Linked DNA regions of Homo sapiens: region 2 is linked to region 1. A link is a contact called in ENCODE Hi-C or POLR2A ChIA-PET data. All regions are on one chromosome and are shown on one strand. The core of a region is the stretch at or near the end of the contact, and the rest is flanking DNA. Distances in the headings are between cores, read along the strand shown. Region 1 overlaps KCNN3 (potassium calcium-activated channel subfamily N member 3). Region 2 overlaps DCST1 (DC-STAMP domain containing 1).

The links. Hi-C counts contacts between places; a loop is a spot of excess contacts on that map. ChIA-PET counts read pairs that join two places held with the same protein, here RNA polymerase II (POLR2A). Pooled maps may share reads with other maps.
Region 2: a loop to region 1 is called in a pooled map, with 2.6 times the contacts of the local background. The contact joins two enhancer-like sites. A Hi-C loop is called at or near these places in 1 of 50 pooled maps. POLR2A ChIA-PET finds 5 or more read pairs at or near these places in 3 of 52 experiments (IMR-90, PC-9 and activated T-cell).

Annotation. Positions count from the first base shown.
Region 1 is chr1:154,712,832-154,716,480 of GRCh38, forward strand. It overlaps KCNN3 (potassium calcium-activated channel subfamily N member 3), which reads right to left. Exons shown (of 8, transcript NM_002249.6): 6 at 2,045-2,172; 7 at 633-702. Among named protein-coding and RNA genes, the nearest start is that of ADAR, 110 kb to the left of the region's middle. Within about 2 kb of position 2,005, at least 3 of the 41 ENCODE cell types and tissues checked have a DNase peak (open chromatin) inside an H3K27ac peak, as active enhancers do.
Region 2 is chr1:155,043,144-155,046,590 of GRCh38, forward strand. It overlaps DCST1 (DC-STAMP domain containing 1), which reads left to right. Exons shown (of 17, transcript NM_152494.4): 10 at 209-366; 11 at 2,750-2,849; 12 at 2,982-3,077; 13 at 3,217-3,343. It overlaps DCST1-AS1 (DCST1 antisense RNA 1), which reads right to left. Exons shown (of 4, transcript NR_040773.1): 3 at 2,817-3,012; 4 at 2,048-2,710. Among named protein-coding and RNA genes, the nearest start is that of ADAM15, 6.4 kb to the right of the region's middle. Within about 2 kb of position 1,893, at least 13 of the 41 ENCODE cell types and tissues checked have a DNase peak (open chromatin) inside an H3K27ac peak, as active enhancers do.

The DNA.
Region 1 (3,649 bases), core at 755-3,254:
CTCAGGGCCAGAAACAGAGTGGCAGAGTGATGGCGAGCCTTACACCCTAGGGCTCTCAAAAGAGGGCTCTCTTTTTGGGTATCTTCATGTTCCTTGTAGGCTATCTGCCTCTTGAGAAGTAAAGAAATGCACCCCCCCACACACACCACTGCCGCCAATTTGAGGCCAGCAAAACTAGTTGGTTAAGGACTGGAGGATGTACAAAAATGAACTTCCAAGTATTACAGCAAACCGGTGTGACCTGGGCAGTTACCATGGCCATCGTTACCGTCTGGTCCTTGCTAGCATGCTTCACAGCCGTGCAAACTCAAGCCCAACCTCAGGAGTCCCTCAATGTGCAGCTCATAAAATGACACGGAAAAGGTTTAGTCAGCTCATTAATTTCACGCAGAGACACACCTGAGCGATTTCACTTAAGAAACAAACACCAAGTTTCAAAAGCCCACAAGACATACCGGTAGATTGCAAATGAAACAAACTTGAGCCTAGGTATTTTTGAACCAAGCAGAAATTTTTCTTTGCTTGCCTGGTCCCGCGCTGTCCAGTGCGAACCCAGCCAGGACTCACAGGTGAGCCTGAGAAGACTCAGTGTCTGCGTGTTCTAGGGGATGTCTCCAGACACTGCCACTCACCTTGGAAAGGTCCACCAGAGTGTTGGCTTGGTCACTCAGCTTCCTCTGTTCCATCTTGACGCTCCTCAACCTGTGGGGAAGAATGGTAACAGGCAAGCCCTTCAAGTCCATGCAAAGGTTTAGCCCCACCAGCAGATCCTCCAGCCCTACCACTGCCTCTGATTTTGGAACCCAGCATGGGGACCGTGAACCTGGGGAACAACTGAGGCTTTTACTTTCCAGGGGCTTGTCACATCCCCCCAGAAAGCAAACTCTTGTCTCCACGCATGCTCACCTTCAGTCACTGGTTTCTTGCTATTCCCAGATCATTTCCCTGCCTCTATGCCTGGGCTGCACCTTCCATGTTGAGTGCCTTATTCTCAACTTTTCAGGGATTCCCCAAACCTCTCCATCAGAATGAATGTTTTCATCCTTTGCTTTTCCACTATACTTTTAAAAACTCCTCCATCACAGAAAGCATCAGCCACGGTTTGTTTTGATTTGAGTTGCAATGCATGGTGTGTGTGATGTGTGGTGTGTGCGGGGTGTGTGTGTGTGTGGTGTTTGTGTGTGGTGTGTATGGTGTGTGTGATGTGTGGTGTGTGCGGGGTGTGTGTGTGTGTGGTGTTTGTGTGTGGTGTTTGTGTGTGGTGTGTATGGTGTGTGTGATGTGGTGTGTGTGGGTTGTGTGTGTGGTGTTTGTGTGTGGTATGTATGGTGTGTGTGATGTGTGGTGTGTGGTGTGTGTGTGGTGTGTGTGTCGTATGTGGTGTGCATGGTGTGTGTGGGGTGTGTGCGGTGTGTATGGTGTGTGTGATGTGTGGTATGTGGTGTGTGTGGTGTGTGGTGTGTATGGTGTGTGTGTGGTTTGTGTGAGGTGTGTGTGTGTGGTGTTTGTGTGTGGTGTGTATGGTGTGTGTATGGTTTGTGTGAGGTGTGTGTGGGGTGTGTGTGTGTGGTGTTTGTGTGTGGTGTGTGGGATGTGTGGTGTGTGGGGGGTGTGTGTGTGGTGTTTGTGTGTGGTGTGTATGGTGTGTGTGTGGTTTGTGTGAGGTGTGTGTGGGGTGTGTGTGTGTGGTGTTTGTGTGTGGTGTGTGTGGGGTGTGTGTGTGTGGTGTGTGTGTGGTGTGTGTGTGTGGTGTGTATGGTGTGTGTGATGTGTGGTGTGTGGTGTGTGTGTGTGTGTGTGTGTGTGTGTGTGTGTGTAGAATGTGAAAGCTCTTAGAGGTTCTTACTCTAGTTTTTACCTTCCATAGCAGCCTGCCCAATTCCTGGCATGTGGCTGGTGCAGTCAGTGAGTGATCAGACCCAGTTCACCACTCCACTTGTTGAGTGGAACAGAATGGATTTCTTCTGTGCTACTGACAGAGTTGTAGGAGTCCCGCCACTCCCAGTCTGGTCATCTGATGGCTGAACCGCTCTGGCATACTCACTGGTGGATAGCTTGGAGGAACTTCCTCTGGTGTTTCCTCACTTTGGCATGGTCAATCTTCTTTAGCAGCTTTGTGTGTTTATAGATTAACCATGTTTCCCGAAGGACATTGGCTGCAGCATTCTTGATCTAAGGAAGAATAAATAAAGTAGGCTGCTATCAGGTTCATTTTCTTAGGTTCATTTTTGTGGTTGCTACTGTAGTCTACCTCATAAGGAAACGATTTTGCAATGATCTATTTTCTTAACCAAAATCACGGAACTCCTAGAAAAGATGATTAAGGCCGGGCACGGTGGCTCCCGCCTGTAATCTCAGAACTTTGGGAGGCCGAGGCGGGTGGATCACCTGAGGTCAGGAGTTCGAGACCAGCCTGGACAACATGGTGAAACCCGTCTCTACAAAAAATACAAACTTAGCCAGGTATGGTGGCACATGCCTGTAGTACCAGCTACTTTGGAGACTGAGGCAAGAGAATCGCTTGAACCTGGGAGGCAGAGGTTGCTGTGAGCTGAGATCACGCCATACTCCAGCCTTGGCAACAAGAGTGAAACTCCATCTCAAAAAAAAAAAAAAAAAGGAAAAAAAAAGGTGATTAAAATTCATCTGTTCTTAATCTTGTGTTGGACACTGCAGACCAGAGCTTGAAGTTGGAGGGTCTTTCTTTCTTTCTTTCTCTTTCTTTCTTCCTTTCTTTCTTTCTTTTTCTTTCTTTCTCTCTTTCTTTCTCCTTCCTTCCTTCCTTCTTTCTTTCTTCCTTCTTGATTATTTCAATACTATCTCTTGACTGCTGTTGCTGATGCTATATTTAGACAGGCTGCATGAGCGAGACCTTGAGTCCCGGGGTCCCCTTGGAAAATAGCTAGCGATATACCATTGCTGCCCTTACATGCAGACTTCCGAGCTTTGCCTGAGATTGCCACTTCGTGTATACGGTACATTGCTTGGGTTCAGAGAGTAAACAGATTTCCTATCAGCTGGAGATTTTAAAAGACTTCTTTGAGAAAATGTCTTTCCCACTGATTGGAACTATAGGTACCAACGAGCCCATTGTCTCCTTTCCCAAATGGCCAAAAACATTTGCACTGCAATTGTACATGTAAATGTAATTGGCACAAAAAAGAAATAATTTCAGAGCAATGTCTGAAAATCAGTGAAGATATTTAGGTGTGAAACCAGAGCTTCCTCTTCCCCAGGGCTGGCTCCTTCACTGTGCACTGCAATCACACGTTTCAACATATGACGCTGTCATCCATTGACATGGAAACCACTGATATCACCAGGCTCATGACTGAGCTGAGACATATCAATGGCATCCAGATGGCAGGGGACAAAGTTTTAATCCAAACACAGACATCTTCAGCAATTAGTAACAAGAGCAACAGAAAACATTCCTTATTAAGCACATGCTAAGCAGATTTTTGATTAACCATCCCCATTTCTGTCAGCCATGCAGACTGGCATGTGTCCACAGGCCTGGGGCCTGGAAATAAGTAGGCCAGCCTAATAGAAATCAGGTTACTAGCCAGAAAGGATTTTAATAAAATTAGAGAATATAGACCTGCTTCTTCAGACTGACATCAACAGATGGGATGTTGTTAAAATACTG
Region 2 (3,447 bases), core at 643-3,142, 330 kb after region 1:
GATATGAGATGATGTCAGCTGATGTAGGTGCAGGGGAGCAAGACTGTGTCCAGGAGGGTGGTGAGCAGAAGGAAGTGACAACTCCTAGAGGTCCTGGGAGGGCCCCAGGGACACAAGTGGGGTACTGGGGAACAGATGTCATGAAGAGGTGGGACCCAGGTCTGACGAGGTGGCCGCAGGCTGAGTTTGCTCATGTGCCCTCCACCAGGAAGAGAAGCAGGCTGGGGTGCTGGGGCTCAACACAAGCTGGGAGCGCGTGAGCACCGAGGTGCGGGACTACGTGTACCGCCAGGAGGCCCGGCTGGAGTGGGCCCTGGGGCTGCTGCACGTGCTGCTCTCCTGCACTTTCCTGCTGGTCCTGCATGCGTGAGCCATAGTCCCCACCCCAGCAGCCCCTCCTCTGCCCCGGACTGGAGCCCTGCCCTGAGGGAGGCTGTAAGGATGGAACCCTAGCACCTATCCTCACCTCTGAATCTGAATATTATTTACCTTTGTCTTTGTTTACACAAAGTTAAAGGAAAAGTGGACATTTTGTCAGAAGAACATTACCCATGTTCCCACTGCCTTAAAAGGCCAACCGTCTTCATTCATCCACCTCCTTCCAGCCTTTATCCCAATACTGATTTTTTTTTTTTACGTTTAGCTTTGACTTTTGATTTTTTCTTGCCCTTCATATTCCCCTTGGCTCTGACTTTGTGCCATTTTTATCTTTCCATTTTGCTTTCATTTTCTCCTGCCTGCTGCGTTGGCAGCGACTTTCCCTCCATTTAGAACAAAGTCCTCAACCCCACCCAGCCCAGTGTCCAGCTGGGCTGCCCCGGGCCTTGCTCTGCTCTAGCTCCCCTGCTGGTCTCTGGACCCTCTATTTCCCATCTCCACTCCCAAACACCTGAGATGGGCAGGGCTTGGGTGAGGGCTGCCACAGGGCTGTTGCTCTGTCTGCCCCTATGTGGGGGGCCTAGAGTGACTGCAAGTGAGTGGGTATGTGTGTATCTAGGGCCCCATGGGAAGACAAAGATGAAGGAGCTCTATTCCTGCCCCCAATAAGCTCATGATCGCCAGGCATGGCGGCTCACTCCTGTAATCCCAACATTTTGGGAAGCCGAGGTGGGAGGATGGCTTGAGTTGAGGTGTTTGAGACCAGCCTGGGTAACACAGTGAGACCTCGTCTCTACAAAAAATGAACAAAATCAGCCAGGTGTGGGGCACATGCCTGTAGTCCCAGCTACTTGGGAGGCTGAGGCAGGAGAATCACTGGGAGGTCGAAGCTGCAGTGAGCTGTGATTGTGCCACTGCATTCTGCATTCCAGCCTGGTGTCAGAGTGAGAGCTTGTCTCAAAAAAAAAAAAAAAAAAAAAAAGCTAATGATCTAGTTGGGATCATGAGACACCCACAAGACAGAGATGGTTCAAGGGCCATTCTATGGATTGGCTTTTGAGACGTGTATGGGAGCTGGGAAGGTGCCCCTTGGAAGGGCAATAACTGGGCTCCAAATGGCCGCAGATGCGGAACGGTGGTCAAGGAAAGAAGGGTGTCCCTTGCGTAAGGCTCCTGGTATCCATGGGATGCAGAGGGCAGAGGCTGGCCTGGAGAACTGAAGTGGGCATGACCAGAACAGTCTGGAAAGCCCTGCAGGAAGACCTGGAACTGGCGGTGGTGGCAAGATGGCCTCAGGAAGTCTGGAGGGAGGGCGGGAGGCCAGGCTGGGTTGGAGGTTAGGGAGCCTGGCCCGGGTAGAGCATGGCAGGAAGATGGCTTGAGATGGTGGGGGAAGGGGAAAGGTGCAGCGAGGCTCAGAGCCAGCTTGTGGAGGGAAGGAAGGAGGCACAGAGTCAAAAGCTACTTCCAGGCTTTCAAGCTGGGTGAGGTCATGCACTGAAAGGACAGCTGGCGGGAGGGCAGGCCCTGGCTCAGGAAGCCCAGGCACCACCTCTGTGAGCCTCTCCACAAGAGGGCACTCACAGTATGTCTTTGCACTTACAGTAGTTTTAAAGGCAAAGATGTGGATTTTTACAGGGCCCCAGAAGCAATAGCATTGAAACTAATGTTTCACACTTTACAGAGTTTGTTTAATGTACTTTTACAGTTTTAAACACATTTGCAGTAATTAACATTTTTTCCTTAGCAAACTGAAGCATTATGTAGGGCTTTGGGAAATACATGGGGGATAGCTATATATGCAGGCATGCACCCATGCACACGTGCACCGTGCTCAAGGGTAGCCAGGGAGAGCCAGGGTGTATTGGGGGAGGATGGAGATGGTGGTCTGGGATGAGTTTTGCCCCAGCACACTTCCAGGAGATATGCTGCAGGCAAAGCCAAGAGGCAGGAATTTGTGAGTCACAGTGGATTAGGTGATTCCTGAAACCTCAAGGAGTTTCCCCCTCTCTGTAACTCTGCTCGATATTCATCCTGTAAGATGCATGCCTGTCCCTACCTCAGATGCACACATGCAACTCCCTCCCAGACAGGCTGACCATGCCCTCCTCTGAGCCCCCACCTCATCCCCTACTCACTTCTGCTATGTCTCACCCATCATGTAGGGGGATGTCTTCCTCTACACAATTGGAAGGCAGGGACAGAGTCTTCTCCCTGTTATCACCATCCCCTAGCAGTGCCCAGGACATAGATGGTGCTCAATGAATGCTGGCTGGTTGGTTGAATGACTGTGCCTCAAGGAAGCCCATGTTTGGGGATAGATGAGGAGAACCTGGAAGAGATGGAGACATCCCTGCCCATCCACCCACAGGTCTTTCTCCTACATGGACAGCTATAACCATGACATTCGTTTTGACAACATCTACATCAGTACCTACTTCTGCCAGATCGATGACCGCAGGAAGAAGCTGGTGAGTGGGCACGGCACTGCCCGGGGATGCCTTGCTGCTGTGTGCCCTGTGTGGGTTCATGCTCCAGGAAGGCAGAGAGGAAAGGGCAGAGGGCCCTTGGGCTTCCTAACTGTGTGGACATTTGTTTTCCAGGGCAAACGGACTCTGCTGCCACTCCGCAAAGCTGAGGAGAAAACCGTCATCTTCCCTTGCAAGCCCACCATCCAGGCCTCAGAAATGAGCAATGTGGTGAGGACAGCATGGGGAGCGGACTCCTGGGTGCAAAGACAGGCCTGAAGGTGAGGGTGGAGGGTAAAAGGCACCAGAGAGTGCTCCGTGCCCAGGCAGATGGCACTGCCCAGCTCTGCCCCTCCTGCTCCTTGGCCAGGTGAGGGAGCTCCTGGAGACACTGCCCATTCTGCTGCTGCTGGTGGTGCTGTGTGGCTTGGACTGGGCTCTCTACTCCATCTTCGACACCATCCGCCACCACTCCTTCCTGCAGTACTCCTTCCGCAGTAAGCCCATCCCCCAGACACATTCCAGGCCCAAGAGACACCCTCTGGAGAACTCCAATGCCTGCACAGCCACCCCACCCTAGTTCTTCCAACTGTGCCTCGTC